Regions from separate parts of the Homo sapiens genome. Here all the other regions are linked to region 1. Evidence: chromatin loops called from intact Hi-C (ENCODE). Cell type or tissue: PC-9. All regions are shown on one strand.

Region 1 (8,000 bases):
CTTCAGCCCAGAAGATTCTAGTTCAAATGATCTTTGTTGAGGCCCAATAATTTCTATTTTAAACAAACTCTTGAAAATATTTTAAATGCTGGTGGTCCTTAAAACTCATCTGAAGAACACTAGGAAAGAATAAAATCTATAAAAAGAACGATATAAGAGCAGTGACAAGGTGGCCACTCTAGAGCAGATTTATAGTTTTACAAAATGTAGGGGTGCCAGTTAATTTGAAGAGCTACTATAGAAGCTAATCAGAAAGAGAAATTTAAACAACAACAAAAATAGAAACACACATTATTATCAACCAAATGTGGGACTGGATTATGAAAAATACAGGGGAAGATAATATCCAAAATATATAGATATAGAAGTGACCTGGTTTGTTATTTTATTATTTAAATTAAGAATTCTAGATCCCAATCTTTTCATAAAGATTTATTTCTTACTTCCCAAAGATTTTATGAGAAATAGAGCAGACCAGCATGCAGGGAAATGCCATGAAATTTGCAACCTCTGTGAGCCTCAGAAAAATGGGAATAATAAATTTGGCTTTGTAGGGGTCTTATAAAGATTAAAATTATTTTTCAAGTATCTAATATAGTATCTAGCACACTGTAGGCACTCATTAAATGTAGTGGAGGTATGCGCTTTTCTTCTGTTTTTCCACCAAAGTCACAAATGAGTGAGAAAGCAACAATTGCTAAGTCAATCCTGAGTCAAGCTTGGCACCAAGGCTGATTGTGAAAGGTTCTTGTCCTGCTTCCAGCGCCTGATTTGAGATCTGAAGCAGGAAGGGGATGCTGAGAGCAGTCTTGCATTCTAAAGGTGAAGGGTTTCCGCCAGAGGGTAGAACTTTGCTTTTCATGGATACTATGTCATCATGTACTAAAGTTTGGTATATTCTTCAGGTTTGTCTCTAATAGATGTGAATACAAATCAGTGATATTTAATGATTTCATATGTATTTTGTTCAATAGCTAAATCTAATTCTCAAGGATTAAGTAATTTTAAATGAAGGATATAAGATACGATATAAGAAAAAAGAAAGGTTGCAGTATATATTGGGTTGATATCTAAAGCTTGTCATTCCCTGTCTGAAAGCTGCAATATATAATCCATTTGCTTTTTCATTTCCAGTGTTCAAATTCTATCTTCAGCATAGTGAGCCCAAACAAAACCAATTCCTTTCATGCCCTCTACTGGATATTTGAAGTTAAACGTCAATAACACTGCAAAGTAACCAAAATAATGATACACATAATATCCAGAATGTTCTTTTATAGCCTCTTTAAATAAAAATTCGTTTACATTGGTTCACTGGTATCAGATTTCCTTTTTCTGCCTAAAATGCAAATTTCAGAGTCACTTCTTCGTATTATATGGAAATTATTTGTTGAGGGAAAAGGAGTGAATAAACGTAGTTTGTATAACTGACACCTTTGAGGTGTCTCAAAGGAACAGCGGTGTCATTGGCTGCTGTGATATTTAAGCTTCCTTTTTGTTTCTGTCCTGGTTCAATAGTAAAATCTACCAGCAGTTGAAATCTGTATTAGAAGGGTGGGATGGTAGAGCCCACAACTGAAAAAATTCTCCATATTAGCTGTTTCCATCAGACAAAACCCATCAGAAGGAGGGCAAAGAAGTTCTTTGCTTGGTGACCTGGCTGTCTATAGCCATCTTTGCATCCACTTTAAGGGTGTCTGGAAAGATGTCCCCTTGCTCCCAATTCAGCTCACCTACCCTCTCCCAGGGCTTTGTTTTACTCAGCAGTGCCATACCAATTATTAAATTTGTAAAATTTCCATAGCAGTTGTTACGTGGCCACTGCCCTTAGCTACCGTCTGCCACTCACCATGCCTTGACTTTCCCACAATCAAGAAATTGAAAGGTCAAATCCGGGTCTACTCACTCCAGGAAATTTCCTGATCCAATCCACCCAGACACCTAGATCCTTCAGGCCCTACACAGGCCTAAATGGGTGTAGTCCTGTCTATGTCAATCTGGCCTGAAACATCAGCACCAGAGATGTTACTGCAGAGCTACACGTCAGCAGGACCAAGGAAGAAAGGAGGTCCCATGTTTTTCTCTCTACGTAGCAATAATAGGTAAGATTTATGGAGAACATATTACATGCCAGCTATAATACGCATTGTTTCATTCACTCTATAACGGCTCTATTTTACAGATGAGTAAACAGAAACATCTGATAACTTCCACCTAGTGCATGGAGAGCTAGAATTTGAAGTAGGGCTGACCAATACCAAAGCCTGATGTCTAGTGAAATTCACACAATGCTGCAAATCTGAAGACTCTGCAGCAGATTTTGTAGGTACTTTCAGCAGAGGAGTTTCAGAAATGCTTTGCACAAACACAGGTTCACCAAGTGAGTGATCACACGGGAAGACCACGTGGGAAGGTGGGTAGTCTCAGTCACTCTCAGTTGCACCCTTTACTTCAGGGAGGGCAAGGGAACAAAACTTCGGATTACCAATGATGTAACTCCCATAAAAACCAAGTAAGAAAAGTCCCCCAGACTTCTCCTTCAGCTTGTTACTTAATATTGGGTGTTGAAGGATCTTTGGGGATGGGAGGAGGAACAATCATGATTCTCATGCAAATATAAAACATGCTTATGTCAAACTTTCATTTAACTCATTAATTAAATGAGGTAACAGGTAAAATAATAGTAGAAGCTAATAACTCAACATGAAATCCCATAGCTCAATTGCATGGTGATTGAGAGAATAAGACTTCATTAACAACAGGTTCAGAGAAAGCCAAAAAGCAGAGACATTTATAGATCAGGAAGAGTGAAATGGATTTGCAAATGGAAACAAAATTGGTGCTTTTGTGTGTGTGGACAGGGAGGAGTCAATTAACTTTCCACTGGACAGAATTTATTTATATGCCTATGGGCATATTTGCATTGCTATCAGTTTTGTACAAGTTAACTTTGATCCCTACAAAATTATAAAATAGCCTAGTCAAAGACAAAGGTGCATATTTGGATAGGAACATAATCCCCAGTGGTTATAGCATTACCTGGAACATTACCTTGAAAAAACATTAATCCTGATCAATCTTGTTTTGTTTATTCCAATGTCTTTTTTTTTTTTTTTTTTTTTTTTTTTTTGGAGACGGAGTCTCCCTTTGTCACCCAAGCAATTGTTCGTGCAGTGGCAAGATCTCAGCTCACTGCAACCTCCATCTCCCGAGTTCTAAATGATTCTCCTGTCTCAGCCTCCAAGTAGCTGGGATTACAAGCGTGTGCCACCACACCCAGCTAATTTTGTTTCCTAACATGGATCAAGTGGTGAAAAAAATCAATAGAACTAATTCTTTAGCACTGACCTACGTTTATGAGCAGTTGCCGTAGGGTTTGGATTGGGGAATGAGCAAGAAAGATTAGGAAAATTAAAATTTACTCTCTCCAGCCTCATTCTCAGGAGAGTATTTCAGAGATGAAATATAAAAGCAAAGATCTGTAATCCCAGCACTTTGGGAGGCTGAGGTGGGCAGATCACCTGAGGTCAGGAGTTGACCAGCCTGGCCAACATGGTGAGACCCTGTCTCTACTAAAAATACAAAAAATTAGCCAGGCGTGGTGGCATGGACCTGTAATCCCAGCTACTCTGGAGGCTGAGGCAGGCAAATTGCTTGATCCCAGTAGGTGGTTACAGTGAGCCGAGATTGCGCCACTGCACTCCAGCCTGGGTGACACAGTGAGACTACGTCCCAAAAAAAAAAAAAGCAAAGATATGTTCTCATTTATTAATTAATGTAACTAGTTCTTATTGACACCTACTATATGCCCCACTCTAGAAAACTGTGGGTCTACATGGGTTTCCAGTGAACTAGTCACGTAACCATGACTACAAACATTTAACACCAAACAAGATAAACTACCAATCCAAAAATGCAGGGTGGAAAATTCTGTTCACCTGTTCATCACTTAGGCAGTTTACTCACCCATTTGTTTTTTCATGGCTGACACAACATGTCTGTGAATTTTTCCCCACACTCTTGCTCCAACTACTCCCATCATCCCCAGCTCTAAGGCTGGAGCATTCCTGGTCATTTGAAGGTCTATTAGAATAACCCAGTAAAGTAGTTAAGTCTTAAAGATAATATCACATCACAGTAGGCCTGGGATAAGATTTTCTCTGATAGCAAAATCATAACCCTTTCCAAAAAAAAGTACAAGCTGGAGGCCTTCTTTCCAGACCTTTGATCTTCAGCCTTATTATCGAAGATTTTATTTAGACTTGGTTTTATTAATGTAAACGTGGGTGAGCCAGGGTGCCAATGGTGGGCAGAGAGAAAGATGACATGTATCTACCAGAAGGTGGCAGTGTTGTTTCTCCAAACATCTCACAGGTCAGACAGGCTCTAGAATGTCAGGATTAAAAACTAGGTGAGGTTATTTCTTGACCCATTCTATAATTAATTCACACATACCATTTACAATTAACAATATGGTCTCAATCTACTGCAAGATTCATATCAAATAATTCCCAAAATATACACAGAGGTAAAACGTCATCAAAATAATTTTCTTTTAAAGTATAATATGAGTTGACAGAAATGTATTGATCATCACTTTGTGCAAGTTTTCCTGCTGAAGTTCTATGTAGAAGACAAATGGAAATAAAGGACCTAAGCCTTTAAGGAATTTGGGATATACCTGGGAAGAAAAACTATATTCATAAAATCATCAGAATGTCTCTCATTTGAAATTCCTGGCCCCAATCTAATTAGGTGCTTCTAGATCTTTCCTCCTCTTAGACACTAAACTAGTCAATTCCCATCTAACCCTTAGGTCTCTATTCATCCTTAGCCTATCATGGACATGCTTTATTTACCCCTTTCACTTCTTTGACTTGAAGTATCTCAGCACTTTACATTTCTGGCGCTGGAAGGCAAAGAAAACAAGTCTTGAGGTAGCCCTTTCCCAGCGGAAACCAGGGGGACATTTCTCAACCCTTCTTCCCTGAGAGCCAAATAGTTCTGAACTCTGAGATCTTGGTAGGATGCCTGACTTGAGCCTTGCAATTCTCCCAAGGCTTACTAGACAATGTGACATTTCCCACAGAAACCCCAGCAGCCTATCTACATTGAACAAAATTTTGTAGCCAACCTTTTTTTTTTTTTTTTTTTTTTTTGGGATGGAGTCTTGCTCTGTCGCCCAGGCTGGAGTGCAGTGGCGCGATCTTGGCTCACTGCAAGCTCTGCCTTCGGGGTTCAAGCCATTCTCCTGCCTCAGCCTCCCTAGTAGCTGGGACTACAGGTGTCCGCCACCACGCCTGGCTAATTTTTTTGTATTTTTAGTAGAGACGGGGTTTCACTGTGTTAGCCAGGATAGTCTCGATCTCCTGACCTCATGATCCGCCTGCTTCGGCCTCCCAAAGTGCTGGGATTACAGGCGTGAGCCACCGTGCCCGGCCAGTAGCCAATATTAAAAAAAAAAAAAAAAAAAGAATAAAAAGGCTTATATTGCTTATATTCCCCACAACTTTAACCATTTCACAACTACATTTTAGTATGTTTACTAATATGTTATAAAAAAGAAGGGTTAGTATTCTTTATATTCTCCTCAGCTTGCCTAAACAACAACAACAACAATAATAATAGTAATCAGTAGTCTATTGTAGGGTCTTTTTCTCTATCATGCAAGGGTTCTTGTTTGGTTGTGATTAAATGAAAGTCACTGTATGAACACCACGTCTATATTACTACCATGACTCAGAAAGCTCATTAACTGAATATCTCTGACACAATTTTACATATCTCTGGAAATGACATAGTGGGGATAGGAGGAGTGGTTAGTTGTGCATTAGTCTATTTTACCACATTTACAGACAAAACAAATACTAGAGTCAGCTTACATCTACTGCTTTCTCTTCTCTCCACCATCTCTCAGATTTTAGGTTGTTTTATTAAAGTTCATTGCTGAGAACACAAAGGCTGATGCCACAGAGGGGAAAACGCCAGATCCACCACCGAACAGCTAAAGCCATATGCGCCTGCTCCATGAATGCCCATTTTTCATCTTTAGTGGGCTTCAAAGTTAAATAGCACAGACAACACAAAGGAAAATATGACCGCAGCAAAAGACAGAAACTACACTGTGGCTACAATTAAATCTTCATACCAATCATGCATTTTTAATGTGAACGTTTATGGAAATTGTCTCTTGATGTTTAGGTGGTGTTTTTCATCATTGGTTATTTATGATGCTTTGATCCTGGAAACATGAGCTAAATGAGAAAGCCAGAGAAAGGGATTCACTTAACAACGGATAACCTTGTTGTATCATAAATTACAAGAAGAAAGCCAATCATCTTTCAAGCTGCATCATCATAAACAAACTTAAAAGAAGAAGCTACCAGGATTCATGGCAACTTTTTTGCTTCCCAACCTGGAATTCCCCAGTATGTGCTGTCTGACTGGTTTCTGTTCTCTAGTAGGGATAGATCCTTTGCCATGTTGATTAGCTTAATTGTGCCATTTTATTATTTGGGATGTGAACATAGAAAAAAATTTTTCAATAAAATCGAAGAATTAATAGTTAAATGCCTTCAGCCAAGTAGAAATAGTTTAAGGGAGAGGGAGGTGATGGATATTAACATAAAATTAGGTCTGAGAGTAGAAAAAAAGAAAGGGCCTGAGAACCCCAGGAGCGAAGCTGGCTCTGAGCCTGTTCAGTTCTTCAGTGTTGATTCAGGTCTCTCAAAGTTAGACCTACAGAGGGGTCTTTATTCTGAAATATGAATGTGATATTCCTAGGAGAATATTATAAATCTGCAGTGGACGTTGTCCTGGGATTAAGCTTCTTCAAACAAATTCACCCATGTGAAAGTAACTGAACCCACATGCTGAGCCTCAAGGCGAGACCACCATTTATTTGATTGTACCTCTCCCAAATTATGTGTCTGGCCAGGCACGGTGGCTCACGCCTGTAATCCCAGCACTTTGGGAGGCCGAGGCGGGTGGATCATGAGGTCAGGAGATTGAGACCATCCTGGCTAACACGGTGAAACCCCGTCTCTATTAAAAATACAAAAAAATTAGCCGGGCGTGGTGGTGGACACCTGTAGTCCCAGCTACTCAGGAGGCTGAGGCAGGAGAATGGCGTGAACCCGGGAGGCGGAGCTTGCAGTGAGCCGAGATCGCGCCACTGCACTCCAGCCTGGGTGACAGAGCAAGATTCCGTCTCAAAAAAAAAAAAAAAAAATTATGTGCCCTTGGATGATTGCTTAGGACACATATTGATATCAATATGCTTAGGACACATATCATCCAAGAAATTCTGCCATTTTCAGAAAAGCTAATTGATGTTTGGCTCTGTGTCCTGGAAAAAAATGGATTAATCCCCACTTCACACTAGGGATAATCTCTAAAAATATTATAAACATATTGAAGATGCCTGGAGTAAATAGAAAAGCTAGGAACTTGTGAGGCAGCTTATTTCCGTATCAGGAGGAGATCCCGTGACCATTCACATGTCTAAAGGAAACTTTCCAAGTTTTGCTTTTACAAAGCCAAGAAATTTTGCACCCCATGGTAAATAAAGTGCAACAAACAAGGTAAAAGAACTGTCTTAAGTGGTCTCATCAACTAGTTACCCACCAGGGATGACGGCTCCTGGCTTCCCTCCAGCCTGTGAACAAAGCCAGACCTCCCAGATCCCGGGCCCTGCTGACGTCTACCTTTTCTTAAGTCCATTCTTTAAGCAGCATCTTCCTGCCTATCAGGCCTGGGCACCCTCCGAGGTAATGCGGAGAGCCGGAAGAGAGCTCTACAGAAAGGGGTGAAATCATTCATGGAATCTGCAGGAATTGGCATATTTTCTGAAATGGTTCCATGCATGACTTTATCACACATATTAGCTGCCCTGGCCCAAAAGGCAGGATCGTTGTCAAGACGAGATATTCAGTTCACTGCAGAGGATGAGGACTCTAATAATAACAGTTAAAACCATTTCTGGAAGGATTCTATAATAA
Region 2 (8,000 bases), 190 kb after region 1:
AATAATAATTTGGAGCCATTTATATTTCCTGCATATAAAGGCTATTTTCTGAATTCTTGTTCCTGGCTGTTAGGAAAAAAAGAATTGTTTCTCTTTCTAATTAAATTTGCATGTTTGTTATCTAATGAGAAGTTGCTTATTTGTTAATGAATTCCCTTCTATAAATGGGGAACTACTAAGTACTGTATGGATTTTTCCTTTCTTCAAGTATAGGACAGTTAGATTAATTTGTCCTTTAGTGACTTAATCCCTGCCTTGTCTGAAGTAGACCTGGTTCATTTGTGTGCTACAGGGTCTGTGATGTGCCAACATGTGGCCCTTCTTTAAGGGCCTCCTCTCTCCTCCATCCAGCTCCTTGGACAATTCTTTGCCACATTCTTGAGTGATCTACATTTTAACTGCTGTGTGTTTGGTTCCCAATCCAAAATCCTTCCCAAGAGCACCACAAGTCTATTAAATTGTCAGTGACTTTGCTATACTTTTTGTGTCAAACACCTAAGAAAGCTTTCTAATGTTCCTTTTAGGACTGAGCCAACATCTTTCCAGGGTCAAAGGTAAAAGGCATTAATAGTCCATGAATTAGTGAGGCCTCAAAATTCCTGCATACTTCAGGGAATAAGGAGATCTGATGAGACCAGAAACCCTATGCTGAGTTTTCTGTTTTTCTCAACATTCTGATTGCCACCACCGCCTTGCATAGTTCTGGCTAATCACTATGATGTCTGTACTGGAGAATTCTTGATAACACACAGCAGAAATCCTGAGATATTGTACCTGGAGCAGTGGAAAGGCACACAAGTTCTCCAAATCCTTTCATGGCCCAGCAGCTAGACTCTTTGGTTGTCTGCTTAGGGCATTCTTGAAGGAGTGTTTGTCCACATTGTCATCACCCATTGTCTGCAGAATCAGCAGCAACTACTACATGACAAGCAGGGTAACAGGCACTTCATATGTTGTTTGCGGTCCCACCAGCATCCTATGCTGTAAGTGCTATTTATAGATAAGGAGTCTGAGACTCCAGAAAGGTTACCTTGCCCAAGGTTATCTAATTAGGAGGTGGTCATCTAATTGGGAATTTAAATGTATCCGTCTAAGCCCAAAGACTCCTTTCCAATTTGCCTCTCACTAATTCAGTTTTTGAAACCCTGTGGCATGTGAAAGAGCCCTGGTTATCCCACCTTCTCCCCACCCCCAGGCCTAGCAAGCCTGACTTTTCTGAGATGGGATAGGCTTCTGTTTTCTTTAATGTCTTAAGAGTCTGATAAACAGTCCAGGTGGAGAACTGCAGCACTTACTAGTCTGTGAAGCCAGCCTTTTTGGAACAAGTTCAATTACTTTATGTAAGCCTCATTACAAGAATGCTTTGTTCTTTAAAGGACCCCTGAGTGATCTGTTGGCTTTTAAAGAGTGAAAAATAGTATAATAAAGAGTGTGGCCTAACATCTAGAAGGACCTGGGCTTTCTTTATATGTGGTTTCTCCATGCTTTCTCAAGGAGGAAGACTGTGAGGTGAAGTTCAGTATGCTTAGTGGACTGGCTTATTGATTTCCCACCAAAGAAACGATTCAAACGGGAGCTAAGTTCCAGACTCCCAGCAGGAATGACCTCTGGGCCACATTTGTGCCTCTCTGTCAGACCCGCGTGTTCCAATGTACACCTTAGCAGCTTTGACAGAAAGACCCTCTGCAAGGATGCGCTTTGTCCTTTGCCTGCTTCTCATGTGAGCAGGTATTTAGTAAGTGCATAGAGCATTCAAAGAAGCCTCCACAAGGCCTGTGCATACTAGATATTTGGCATAGTAATCATCTTCAGAAATCTAGGCATCTCCCTTATCTACTAAAAGTTGCAAATTAAACCTTCTTCCTAAATGTGAGGCTTGAAAGCTTTAAACTTTGTAGAAATTATTTTATTTTGAAAAGTCACATTTAGAACATCAAGTTCAGCTACATATCCTCAGTTATCTCAGCACGATAAATATAATCTCAGAACCAAATCTGAAAAATCACACATAGAAAATGTTGTAGTCTTTTCTGTTTTGAAAGGTTATGTTCCTTACACAGTATTGGGAAAGGAATTTCCAACTTAATTTTCTTTGACATTTCATAAATCTCCCAACTCTAGTATGGAGAAACTTAATATAGACTGCTGCTATTCAAATGTGCCACCCTCTCCAGGATTTTTAAAAGGATAAATACATGCAGTTTTATTTGTACTAGTGACCCGCAGTAAAATGTGTAGTCATTAATTTGGGGATAGTTTTGTGTCATTAAGCTTAGGAACAAGGAATGATCTTCATAAAAGGCTGGATTCTGAGCTACAGATTCAAAGTGATTGCATAAGAGTCCAAACGAGTTCAGCTATGTCATTGGAGATTAAACGTTCTTGGCTGGATTTGTGTGAGTTTTCCAGGGGATGGGTCTCAGGGAGCTTTGGGAGAATTCATTGGCTGTCTCTGCACCCAGCTTCCTTACTCACCATCCCCTGGTGACAGCTGTCTGTGAGCATCACCAGCAAGAGGACAACTTTGCAGAAACAATAACAAGATTTTAAAGACCGAAAAAACTACTGGGTTTTATTTCAGTTGCCATAAATGATACTGATGTATTATATTTATTTTGCTTTGATCTTTACCCTTCTCATTATGAAATCATATTTAGCTTTTAGTTAACATTAGTTACTTAATGCTGATACTATTGATTGTCACTCTTGATGAGTTATGGTCCTGAAAGAAAGGCTGAGACTGGGTCATTGAGACCCATGGATATGAGTCAAGCTTTTCTTTTTCAATACAGTCACCCCAATCTGTTTCTCAGCCAAGCATTTCTATCAGAATTTGTAATAGGTAAAAAGATTAAACTAGACAAGCGTGTGTTCAGAATAGGATGAAGAAAAGGGACCAGGAGCTCCATGGATGGAGGATCCTGGAGTCATAAGACTTGGGGTACTTTAGTGCAACCAGGTGATCACAGAGTGAAAGGGAATGGAAAGGTCTAGACACCTTACTGGCATTCTCAATTTTATAATAACAACTGCAATCTTACATGGAACCTTGCTTCTGCGGCATCAGCATTGCCTAGAAATTTGTCAGGAATGCAACATCTCAGACCTCACCCCAGACATACCAAACCAGGCTCCATAGTTTAACACTATCCTCAGGTGATTTTCATATCCATATTAAAGTTTGAGAAGCACTGCTCTAGCAGATCCCTGGGTAGAAACACACACACACACACACACACACTCACTCCATATCCTGATTTCTAAATGATGTTGAATAATTTCTAGAAGTTACGCATTTACTCTGAAGGAATTGTCTATCCTAGTAATAGCTCCAAATTAATTTTTCCTCTTAAAAAATAATTAGATGTAACAAAATCCCTTTGGTCTTGATTACACTTTTTGGCTGAGGAATAGGAATGGTAGCATAGGAGGACTGCTGCCCACCTCCTGTTTTTGATAATGTGATGGTATTATTATCTTTAATTGCCAGAATGTTGTATTCAACTACAGGTTCAGTCTTATTTCTATCAAATACAAGTAGTAGTATCTACATCAAAGTGTAATTATAGAATAGTTATACAAGCATTTGGGCAACGTCATCTCTACGAAGATTTCTAAACTTTTCCCTAAGGCTTTATTTAAAATTTGAAAGACTTAACTTACTTAATCATAGATTTGTTGTTTATATTTAAAGTGATAGTGACAAATAATCTGTAGGTTTGTCTTGTTTGTACTGTAATTAAAAAATAGAATTTGAAGAAGTAACTTCTGTTTTCTTTGCATAGAGAAAATCTCTGCTGGCTTTAGAGAAGGAAGAAGAAGAAGAAAGAAGTAAAACTATAGAGAGTTTAAAGACAGCACTGAGGACAAAACCAATGAGGTAATTTTCCCCTGGATGGCATGTTTTTTTTTTTTCTCTCCTTCCTTCCTTTTTTTGCAATAGTCAAACCTTCTAGGAAGTCTTAAGTTAAAACCATAAAATTAAACCATAACATACTTTAATCATTAACATTTAATAAAGTTATTTTCTTCTGTGAAAAGGTATGTAGGCAGCCACTAGGATGGCTAAAAAAAAACAAAACAGAGAGAGACTTTAACAATGGTAAGTTAGTAGACAAGAATGTAGAAAAATTGGGACCCTCATTCATTGCTGCTAGGAATGTAAAATTGTGAAGCCACTTTGGAAAAGGGTTTTAACAGTTTCTCAGAATGTTAAATATAGTGTTGCCATATGACTCAATAATTCTGCTCCTCGGAATGTAGCCAAGGGAAATGAAGACATGTCTCCCAAAAACATGTATGCAGATGTTCATATCGGCATTATTCATGATAGCCAAGAAGTGAAAATAACCCGTATATTGATCAGCTGATGAATGGATAAATGAAATGTTATATATCCACATAATGGAATATAATTTGGCTACAAAAAAAAGGAATGAAGTACTGATACATGCTACAACATGAAATGACCTTGAAATATGCTAAGTGGGAGAAGCCAGTAACAAAGGAGACCACACACTGTATGATTCTATTTATAAGAAATTCCCAGAATAGGCCAATCCATAGAAACAGAAAGTAGATTAGTGGTTGCCAGGAGCTGAGGAAGTGGGGAAAATGTTCTCTTTGGGTGATTAAACTGTTCTAAAATTAGCTAGTGTTGTTGGTCACACAGCTCTGTGAATATACTAAAAGCTACTGAATTGTACACTTTAAAAGGGTGAATTTTATGGCATGTGAATTATTTCTCAATACAAGTATTACTTTTCTTTAAAGATGGGTACACTTTCTGGCAACAGTGATTCATTTCCTCTCTGATAATCAGCTTCTATGTTGTGCCTCCTGCACTTTCATTCCTTTAATGCCTCTAGGATTTGCTGAGATGCTGAGGTTCTTATAAGTACATTACATGAGCACAGGTGCTATGAATGAAGCCAACTGGTTTAACGAGCTTGGCTACATCTGGGTCATGTGGTTGGGTGAAAAGCCTAGAAAATAAAGATTCCCTTTCTTTATTTGACTATAAAATGCAAACTAAGAAAAGTCTGACTCATGAAAAATACTGTGTAGTTATATGACAGAGATCTAGACTATCCTAACTGTATCAGCATTTCTCTCAATATGTTCTGCACTCTCAGATGTTAATCGATATCCAAGCCTAAATAAGTTTGGAAAATTTATCACATAAACAGGTTATGTTACTTCTGAACTTTTCGGTGGCTTTAATATGTACATGTGCATTGTGAGTTAGTCTCATTGATTAACTTAAGTGTAAGAAATATTAATAACGTTAGTATGCAACAATAAAGTATTGCTTTATTATTGTATTCAGTGTACATGGAATATTGAGATTCCATGTAGCATGTCATATAAGAGAAGAATTTTGTCACAAAACCTTAGGGATGTAGATTATCATTTGTTCAACAAGCAAATATCCTGGAATTTAAGGAAGCTTTTGACTTTCATTGATAGGGTGTTTGGGTCAGTGATCAGCACTTAAAAGTGCGTCAGCAATCAACATATAAAAGCGCATGGGCCAGACATGGTCACTCACTATCCCAGCTACTTGGGAGGCTGAGACAGGAGGTTTGCTTGAGGCCACAAGTTCAAGACCAGTCTGGGCAACATAGCAAGTCTCCACCTCTTAAAAAAAAAAGTTAAAAAGAAAAAATTGACTGGGAATGGTGGCACGCACCTGTAGTCCCGGCTACTTGGGAGGCTGGGGTGGAAGGATCACTTGAGCCCAAGAGTTCAAGGCTGCAGTGAGCTATGACAGAGCAAGACCCTGTCTCTCTTAAAGAAAAAAAAAAAAAGGATTGGGGTGGGGGCATGGGAACTGTATGCTAAATAACACAGGAACAGCAGATGGTTTTAATCTAAGACAAGATATGTATTCCGAGTATTCTCTTGCTTCTAATTTTTTATGAATATATGATCTGTTGTTTGGTTCTTTGTACCCATTGAGATATGTTTATCACAAATGGAGGGGTTTTTTTTCACACTTTTGGTTAGAACTGACTATTGGGTCTGTGCCAAGGAAGAGGCAAAGAATTAAAAAGACTTCATCAATGTAAGCCTTTTGGCACTTTAGGAACTAAATCTTTCTTTCCCCTGCCCTCTAGACTTTTCTGTTAGGGGCTATTATAAAACCCAAAGGCACTTAAGCATGGTGCATTTCTCTTCATGACAGGTTTGTAACCAGATTCATCGACTTGGATGGCCTATCATGTATCCTCAACTTTCTAAAGACCATGGACTACGAGACCTCAGAGTCTCGAATACATACTTCTCTCATTGGCTGTATAAAGGCGTTAATGAACAACTCTCAAGGCCGGGCTCACGTCCTGGCTCATTCTGAGAGTATTAATGTAATTGCTCAGAGTCTGAGCACAGAGAACATTAAAACGAAGGTGGCCGTGCTGGAAATCTTGGGCGCCGTGTGCCTGGTTCCCGGGGGCCACAAGAAGGTTCTGCAGGCCATGCTGCACTACCAGAAGTATGCCAGCGAAAGGACCCGCTTTCAGGTGGGTGTTCGCTCAGCCTTCTTCACTCACCCCTTCTTTAAAGTCTGCTCAAACACGTGCTTTTCCTGTCCCTGAAAGGGGAATGTTACTTGAGATGTCCTCTTGTGGTGATTACTCACAGTGTGACTTTAAACATTCCCTTCTTCTTAGGTTTAAGAACCAGAGAATAGAGTATACTTTCAATAGTTGATGAATCTGGGCCTTTAGATTTGCAGAACTTGAAAATGTGGTCTTGCATCCTATATGTCATATAGCACACATCTTTTGAACCCACCAAACTGGGTGTTCCCTGAAAATTTTACAGCTTGCCATTCTTGAATTAGGATCAATATTAATAATTTTTCATATTTCACTATATTACTTGGATGTAAAAAGCAAGCAGAGATAATGAAGCAAAGGCTTTTGTATACATGTATGTATGATGTAAGAATTTTGAAATTAGAGTTTTTAGGACTGTTCTTAAGGAGAAAAAGGGTGGCTTTCTATGGGTCAGTGTAATCCTGTCTAAACGTAAGATTTTAAAAGTTAACTTTTTGGTGGCTCACACCTCTAATCCCAGCACTTTGGGAGGCTGAGGCAGGCGGATCGCAAGGTCAGGAGATCGAGACTGTCCTGGCTAACACAGTGAAACCCCGTCTCTACTAAAAATACAAAAAATTAGCTGGGTGTGATGGTGGGCGCCTGTAGTCCCAGCTACTCGGGAGGCTGAGGCAAGAGAATGGCGTGAACCCGGGAGGTGGAGGTTGCCGTGAGCTGAGATCATGCCACCGCACTCCAGCCTGGGCAACAGAGCAAGACTCCGTCTGAAAAAAAAAAAAAGTTAACTTTTGAGTATAAAAAAATTCATAAAATGAGCATAAGGTTAGTAACGTTTCAGTCCTTTGTTTTTCTATTTTTGATAGACATTAATTAACGACTTGGATAAAAGCACTGGGCGGTATCGAGATGAAGTGAGTCTCAAGACTGCCATCATGTCCTTCATTAATGCAGTGCTCAGCCAAGGTGCAGGAGTGGTAAGAACCTTCTACAAATTAAAAATATATTAGTAAATAATAATTTATAAAAAGTGATTATTATGTAGTCTAAAAACCACAAATATGTATTTTATTGCCATTTTACTTTCAGGAGAGTTTGGACTTTAGACTTCATCTTCGCTATGAATTTCTGATGTTAGGAATTCAACCTGTAATAGATAAATTAAGGGAACACGAAAATTCAACATTAGATAGGTAAGTCAGACTATTATGATGTGAGAAAGTTTCTGTGTTTCCCATCTGTGTAATGCAATACCTCATCAAGTGCTGGCCTGTGGTTACTTGTGCCCTGTCTGTAACATAAAGAGCTTGTATCAGAATGTTAGTTCAGCTAATGATGTTTTCATAGTAAGACTTTGTTGATGAGGGAAGCAGCACATTATGTAGAGAACTTAATGTGGGTTTTAGCATTAGACCTGAATTCATATCCTATCCTAGTCCTGCC
Region 3 (8,000 bases), 150 kb after region 1:
AAAAAAAAACTGGTTGTAAAGAGTCATAGTTTTAATCTATTGTTTATTAGAGTATAAAGGATTGCTCTGTAGTTACACAGAGAAAATCGGACTGTATAAGACTTCAAAGATACATGTCTACAATAGTGTCAAAGTATTCAGTTATCTGGAAGCCAAAATTCAGAATCTAATGAGGGAATTGATACTAAAATTGTTCTGTTTCCATGAGATTAAAAGTTGGTTTTATTTGACAAACCTGTAAAGCTTAAAAAGAGAAAAGTTTTGTTTAGCTAAAGGAAACAATCAGTTGACAGAGAATTAAAATATATTGGCTGGGTGCAGTGGCTGGCCAGGCACAGTGGCTCACACCTGTAATCCCAGCACTTTGGGAGACTAAGGCGGGCAGATCACTTGAGGCCAGGAGTTCGAGACCAGCCTGGCCAACATGGTGAAACCCCATCTTTACTATTAATAAAATTAGCCAGATGTGGTGGCACATGCCTGTAACCCCAGCTACTTAGGAGGCTGAGGCACGAGAGTCACTTGAACCTTGGGAGATGGAGGTTGCAGTGAGCCGAGGTCGGGCCACTGCACTCCAGCCTGGGCAGCAGAGCAAGACTGTCTCAAAAAACAAACAAACAAACAAAATATATATATATACACACACACACACACACACACATACACACATATATATGTATGTATGTATGTATGTATGTAGGAGAGAGGGAGGGAGGGGGAGAGATCTTCCTTTGACAGTGTAGCATTTTTTGATAACTTGATGCTGTAGGAAAATGCTCAGAACAGTGTGAAGATATGCAATATATCACAAAGAATAGTTGGAATGTAGATATGGGCTTAAATGTGTGCAGTGCTAAAATTCCTATGGAGTAAATGTGAACTGCTGCCAAGATACAGTCAATTTAAAGGTGACAGAAGATGATCTCACATCCAGGACTTGATCAGTTATTTTGGCCCTGAGAACAACTGATGGTTTATGATATAGGCTGATATTGACATAAGTGGTTTTGCTTGCTGATATCTGCTGTACTTCTGAATAGAACATTGCTTTGTTCCTAAAACAGTAGGGTTGGCAGTAGACTCTCATTTCAGTGGCATTATACATTTCTTTGTACTGGTTGAAGTCCTGTCTGCTTAGAGACAGTAAGATGGTCAAAATGATTTCTTAAGTTTCCTTCTAATCCTCTGATTCATTAAACACATCCAATAAAGCTTAAGATACGACCATAAAACCATTTTGTTCCTTCTAATTCTGAATGTATATTGTATCTTACCAAGATCATTCCAAATGTCCTTTCCTACAGGCTGTTAAATTTGGACTTCAACTTCATATTAAATATTTTGTTACCATTTCAATTATCATTTATTTCTGGATGCTTCTTATATCTTAATATTAGATCAAGGAGACTGAAATGAGGGAGCATGAAGAGGTGGAGGAAAGAAACATGAAAATGTTGTTTTTAAATAGAAATACTATACTATAAAACTATCTCTGAATTAATAATGCTGTTGACAAAATGGCTATGGATCCTCTTGGTCCTGATGATTTTTATTAAAATGAATCCCAAAGAGACCCTGGATAGTATGGACCTACTTAGCTTTTGGCTACAATTTAAAATCTGACTATTTAACTTAGTCCTTATACTACCATATACAAATTATACAAAGTCGTTATAGTATACTGACATTCCCATTCTCTATGTGTCCTCATATAAGCCAATACAGGTGTCAAAAGGCTGGAGGAATAATTTGATCTTTATAAGTAGTGTGGTTTAGGTAAGCTTTTAAGCGTAATTTTAAAAATGTGTTTCAGTAATGGCTAGAAGGATCTGGTAGTTTGTGCAATTAACTGTACATAAGAATATATCTTGATGCTCTGGGAATTATCTAGTCACCATGGTTTGCTCTCAGAAAACACATGTGACATGGCCTTTGGGAGGTAATTGCTCAATACCATGGATGGTGTTTTTCAGGTCTGAACAGTCCTTGAATATTTTTACTCGCTGTGTCTGGAATCTTCCCCACTCCAACCTTCAATTCCCAGAATTCCTCTGGAATTTCAAGCTGTTCTTGGTGCGTGTTACAAGAGCTCAGTGACCAGCTATATCTTTTAGTTATGATTTTCGGGCTTATGGGTGAAGAGCTAGAATTTTTGTTCCTTGGCAAACCAGATTCCTGAAAAAGTTGCAGTATTTTTTCTTGTGTTCAGTTTTAAATGAATTTGTTGGCAAGATCCAAAAGCAGCTAGCTGTTTATTTCATTACTCAGTGCAATATTTAAGAACTAAATTAAACCAAATAATTAAAAACTCAGAATATATATATGACATGTATATATATTTATGTTATGTATATATAACATAAATATGAATTGTTTTCAGGAAAAATAGGCTTTTCTTCGATGTAGAAGGAAAAGTCAGAATCTTTTGCCATCTTTTCAACAGTCAGATAGTTTGAGTTTTTTCTCATATGAATAACTCATTGTGTTAATCCACTATATATATGCACCTTTGCACCTTCAGAGAGCAGAATGGCTCAGGTGTTATATCTGACTTTCTCACACTTAGGATCCTGGGGGCCTAGGGCAGTGCTTGGTCCAGAGTAGGTGCTCAATGAATGTTTGTGGCTTGAGTGAATGGATGTATAACTAATTACTGAAGCATTACACATGAGATGCACAATAAGTATTTGAGTGAATGTATGCATGCATGCATGAATTAATAACTGTGGAATCCTGCAGCAGTTGGGTTTGTATTTTAATATTCTCATAGTGGTGATAAGTTTGGGCTGATTCTTATACTCTGCCTGCACCCTATCCACCTGCTGTCATCCTGTTTTACTCTTTCTTCTCATTAAAATGTTAGTTACAATGGGGACACCAAAGTGGTTGGCATGAAAGTTAGCAGATTAAAAGGATAAGGGTGACAATGTTTAAGAAATATTCTTTCTCTTTAAAAGTCTCTGTACTGTATATTACGTGGTGAAATAAATAGCTCCAATGTGGGAAGACTTATTCTGCTAGATTGTCTTTTGACCCAATTAAAGCTTTAAAGTGTCAGACAAGCAGCCAAACAATCCTCTTGAGGGTGTGGGAGGGGCCTGGGCTGGCAAGAGCAGTGCTGGTGCTATCGAAGGAGGTGGCCATGTGTGGAACTTGGCTTCATGGTTGGTTGCCCACAGGGACTTAGGGTACCTTTCTTGTCTGTCACTTTACAGCTGGTGCTGTATCCCCGGAGATGAAGTACTTCCATTCAATTAGGAAAACATGCTTAGAAATTCTCTCTTTCAAGAACAACAGGCAATGGGGCCTGTCAGAGGGTGAAGGGTGGGAGGAGGGAGAGGATCAGAAAAAATAACTGTGGGTACTAGGTTTAATAGCTGGGTGATGAAATCATCTGTACAACAAACCGTGTAATACAAGTTTACCTATACAACAAACCTGCACGTGTACCCCGAACTTAAAAGTTAAAAAAAAAATTTATCTAGTAAGACTTGTCAACTGAAGTTGTACTAGATTATAGGTGTAAATACTGGAAATTTGGGTGGATATTTGGAGATGATTCTAACATGTTTAGAAAAAAGCTTATTTTAGATTACCGGAAAACTGTTGGTGATGCAGACTATTAAAACTTGAAGTCACTCTAATGAGTTTCTAGTTTAACGGTAAAAAAGCTGAATAAAAAGCCTATGTGTTTAGCTGCAGACTTTGTCTAGCCAACTGAATATAGTCTGCATTGCTTGCTATTAAGAGAAAAAAGGAAATAGTGTAAAAAACACTTAACCATTGGTAGTAAGAAACTAGAAATTATTTCTATTAGTCAGCCTTTGCTTGTGGTGTTTCTCACTTCTTATTTTTATGTATCAAATGAAAACATGTCTATCAGACACAGAGAATATTACTGTGTAGGTGGTGGTGAGTCATATTGTGGTATTTCATGTAATGACTAAGAATATTGGCAGAAATTTTACAGGCTGAAAACCTCCAAGGTTTGTTCTCTGTGTTTACCAATCCCTTTTAGGGCTTAAAGCTCTCTCTTGTTTTCCATTTATGTTTTTCCTGACTGGTTGGGAGCAGGTAATAATTCACTGAATGCACCTCTATGGAAACTGACAAAAATCTTACCTAGCTTTCAGATTTCTAACCACCATCATACTAAAATATTATTCTCAGAGTCATTGCAGTTAAATTTTAAGTGCTTCTTTGGCAATTCATGATTCCCAGATGAGATGGTCATTTGCTGTAATGGGGCTGGATGTTTATATATTTAATGAATTATCATAGCTTAATAGTACATTTTCTCCATGCATTTTATAAAAATGTTTTCTGTTTATTTGCTGCCAAAGCATCACCCTTCAATCTGCCATTAGCTTCTTCCTCTTGATGTTGTACTTATTATCACCATGTCATGTGTCTTTAGGTCACAGCTTCTTCCCCTTGATGTTGTACTATCACCATGTCATGTGACTTGAGGTCTGCTTAGGTGCCTCTCCAGGGGCTTAACTTATTTCTGGTAGTGTTGAGTTGTGGGGTGGGAGGAGAGGGTTAAACTCAGAAAAGGCACTGCTAATGTTGAGTGTATCCTTGAGATGAACTGAAGGCTTGCAGCCTGCTGGGCTTGTGGGAAACCCTTTCTGGGTGGAGTTAGGATAGGTGAATTGGGGCTGTTTATTCTGGACAAATATCTGAGGTATCTAATTTGAAAAATAAAAGTTAGACTTGTCTGAGTAAGAAAATGGTTGGTAATTCTGTGAACTCTGTACATTGAGTCAGATGGACAGGTACCTTATCAAGGACCATTAAAAAGCAAAACAAAAGAAAACAAAAAACAAAACCCCCAAACACAATCACATACAAATAGCGAGTTGATTGGCAGGCTAACCTCAAGGGCCTGTCTTAGCTTCTTTCTCTCGTTTTTCTTAGTCCTCCTGCCCATTCCCCCACCTCAATCATTATTTGAATGTCCTCAGACCTTATCTAAATATATATTTGTATGTATGTAAAGAGTTAGTTAACTCATTAGAAATAGATATCCTGAATTTCTTAGTGACTTCTCTTATTAGCCAAAAACTTGTATTTTATCTCATTGAAATCTATTGATTAGGTAGATTTTCAAATAATAAATGCTTTAGATATTGCTTTAGAGGTTTTATAAATGATCCCATATTTCAGTTTAGCTAAAATCTCTGAAAAGAGCTTTTTCTTCCAAAGTGTTAGTCTTTCAACTCATTCAAGACCCTTATTGTATATTATTTCAAAATTCCTTCCCTTGCTTTATCTAGCAAATGAATCCATTTCCTTCGATTGATTTGTAGCATGCCAATTGTTTTCTGATTTATGTAGGTTTCTCTACAGAACTGCCTGCTTATTCTACAGTGTGGAATTGGTAAGGTTTCTTTGTACAGAATCTCTTAGAAGTGGGGCTTAATAATGCACTTTGTTACGGATGAAGCCTAGAACTTTAGTTCCCACAGCTGGGCTTCCCTCAGAGGTCCTTTCTTCTTAATAATAAAAAAAAATCTTTTCTCCAAAATATTATAAATATGTAAAATATATAAATATATAAAAGTATAATTAATATCATCTCCAAGAAGAAGAGCCTTTTAATCTGTTGGTTTTAGTTTTTGAGAAACTAAAACTTTCTCTGGAGAGGCATGATGCTTGATGCAAAGGTTTCTCCTTTTATCTCTTGCTTAATCATTTTCCTTTGACTTTTAAAACTCTATCCATAGAGAATAACATGAAAAAAAAATTCTCTGACCAATGAAAGGAGCTCGGCCACCCAAGTCTAAGATGTAGTAAGATTTAGATTCTATACTCAACTAGGGTGCTTCCTGGGGTTTGAGTAATTACATCTGTTTGTAATCATAGTGAAAAACCTGGCTGTTAACTCACAGATGATCTGGTACAGTAGTCCTCCCTTACCAGCAGGGGATATGGCCCATCTAAAACCCTCCCCTCCCCTGTGGATGCCTGAAACCACAGATAGTACTGAACGCTATATATACTATGTTTTTTTCCTATACATATATATCTATGTTAAACTTTATAAATTAGGCATAGTAAGGGATTCACAACAATAACTAATAATAAAATAGAACAGTTATAACAATAGGTTGTAATAAATGTTAATGTGAATGTGGTCTCCTCCTCTCTTAAAATATCTTACTGTACTCACCCTTCTTTTGGTGATGATGTGAAATGATAAAATGCCTGTGTGATCAGATGAAGTGAGGTGAATGACATAGGCATCACGAGGTAGTGTTAGCCTACTATTGACCTTGAGATGAAATGTCAGGAGGAAGATCATCTGCTGCGGGTGAACCTGGCTCATGGAACCATGAGGATGCTGATGGTTAGATATTCATGACTAATGAGCAAGGAATGTATACAGCCTGAATATGCTGGACAAAGGGTGATTCATGGCCTGCACAGGACTAAGTGAGATTTCATTGCAATACCCAGAATGACACACAATTTTAAACTTAGGAATTTTTTATTTCTGGAATTTATTCTTTTAGAATTCTTAATTTATACTTTTGGACCACAGTTGGCTAGAGGTAACTGAAATGGCAGAAAGTGAATTCAGAATTCAGAGAATAAGAGGACACTACTATACTTTTCTGTAGAGTCAGTATTAGGGGGAAAAACAAACTGAAAAGGTTCTTAAGGACTTCTTGTTAATATTAACATATCACTTAATTACAAAGGGACCTTGGGGAAAACATTGCCTGTTGCTTGGCCTAAATGGAATACACACTAATATAATTTATGTAACTTTCAAAGAAAGGATAAGAATATTTTAAGGAAGTGATCTTTGATTTCAAAGGAATGCTGTGTCTGAAACTGTAACATTTCCCAGATTGAGCTACTTACTTTAAAGGAGTACACAGTTTTCTTTCCTCCTTCTTCATACACTTCTTTCCAATCAGTTTCTCTTTTAAGCCAACTCCTTGGTTTATCTAATGTTCAAACAGAATTTTCTTTTCTTACTATGTATATACAAAGCTGTATTTTTTCTACTTTGTCTATATAGAATTTTTTGTTTGTTTTCCTGGGGCTCCAACAAGCAGGCTTGATTTTTTTTGACAGCTTTATTGAGGGATAATTTATATGTCATAGAATTCACCTCTTGTAATTGTACAGTTTGAGTTTTAATAAATGTTTATAGTTGTTAACCATCACCGCCATAGTTTATAACACTTCCAGCATCCCATCTCCCCTTGTGCCCATTTGCAGTCATCCCTGCCCTTGCCTCTAGGCCCCAGACAATCATCCGCTTTCTGGCTCTGTAGATCTACTTTTTCTAAGAAATTCATGTTAAGAGATACTATTGAGATACAGTGATACTAATTGCTTTATTTTTCATGAATGCTTCCTTTAGAATTTAATTACCAAAATGAAAAATCTCCTGAAATGTTACCTTGAAGTAATTTGAAGAATGATTTTCAAATTGTTTTGTATCCATTATTTTTTCCTTCTCCCATCAACTTTGCTTTCATTGCCCTTCTTGCCCAGCAGCCTATCTAAATGAATATGCATAGTTAGAAGAGACAATGCAAAAACAATCCAGCTGTTTTGTAACTAAAGAAATACTGTGTGTTATCCAGAAGTAGGGTCTGTGAGAGGGACTGGAGATTCAAACATAGAAGCTAAAACTAAAACCGTACAGCTTCCAGAAGAAACCATACAATTTTTTTTTACCTGTAAGTTGTAGAATTTCTTAGAGAAGATTTACAATCATTAACTATATTTTAAAAATTGATAAATTAGACTTCATTAAAATTTTAAAAAACACGTGGTGATCAAAATATTAACAAAATGAGAAGGCAAGCCACAGGCTAGGAGAAATATTCTTAATATATACCTCTGGCAAAGGACATGTTTCCAGGATATATAAAGAATTACTTTAAATCAGTAAAAATAAGACAGGTAACTCAATAAAAATGGGCAAAAGATTTGAACAAACATTTCACAAAAGAACATGTATGAATGGCCAGTAA

Evidence for each region. Hi-C counts contacts between places; a loop is a spot of excess contacts. Peaks named below come from ENCODE experiments on the same cell type or tissue, not always from the same donor. Only the 100,000 strongest peaks of a DNase experiment are listed, where the experiment ranks them.
Region 2: a loop joins it to region 1, with 9 times the contacts of the local background. A loop is called at or near these places in 13 of 110 quality-filtered maps.
Region 3: a loop joins it to region 1, with 2.3 times the contacts of the local background. A loop is called at or near these places in 4 of 110 quality-filtered maps.

Annotation. Positions count from the first base shown.
Region 1 is chr14:59,122,990-59,130,989 of GRCh38, forward strand. No RefSeq gene overlaps it. Among named protein-coding and RNA genes, the nearest start is that of DAAM1, 62 kb to the right of the region's middle. In PC-9, CTCF peaks have their summits at 1,213 (motif pointing left), 4,340 (motif pointing right) and 4,548; a DNase peak (open chromatin) is centred at 4,342.
Region 2 is chr14:59,316,705-59,324,704 of GRCh38, forward strand. It overlaps DAAM1 (dishevelled associated activator of morphogenesis 1), which reads left to right. Exons shown (of 25, transcript NM_001270520.2): 5 at 3,786-3,880; 6 at 6,188-6,521; 7 at 7,424-7,534; 8 at 7,647-7,750. Among named protein-coding and RNA genes, the nearest start is that of DAAM1, 130 kb to the left of the region's middle. In PC-9, no CTCF peak of the experiment used is centred here; a DNase peak (open chromatin) is centred at 4,897; H3K4me3 peaks cover 568 bases; H3K27ac peaks cover 2,285 bases.
Region 3 is chr14:59,271,971-59,279,970 of GRCh38, forward strand. All of the region lies in intron 2 of DAAM1 (dishevelled associated activator of morphogenesis 1), which reads left to right. Among named protein-coding and RNA genes, the nearest start is that of DAAM1, 87 kb to the left of the region's middle. In PC-9, no CTCF peak of the experiment used is centred here; DNase peaks (open chromatin) are centred at 3,931 and 6,371; H3K27ac peaks cover 4,043 bases.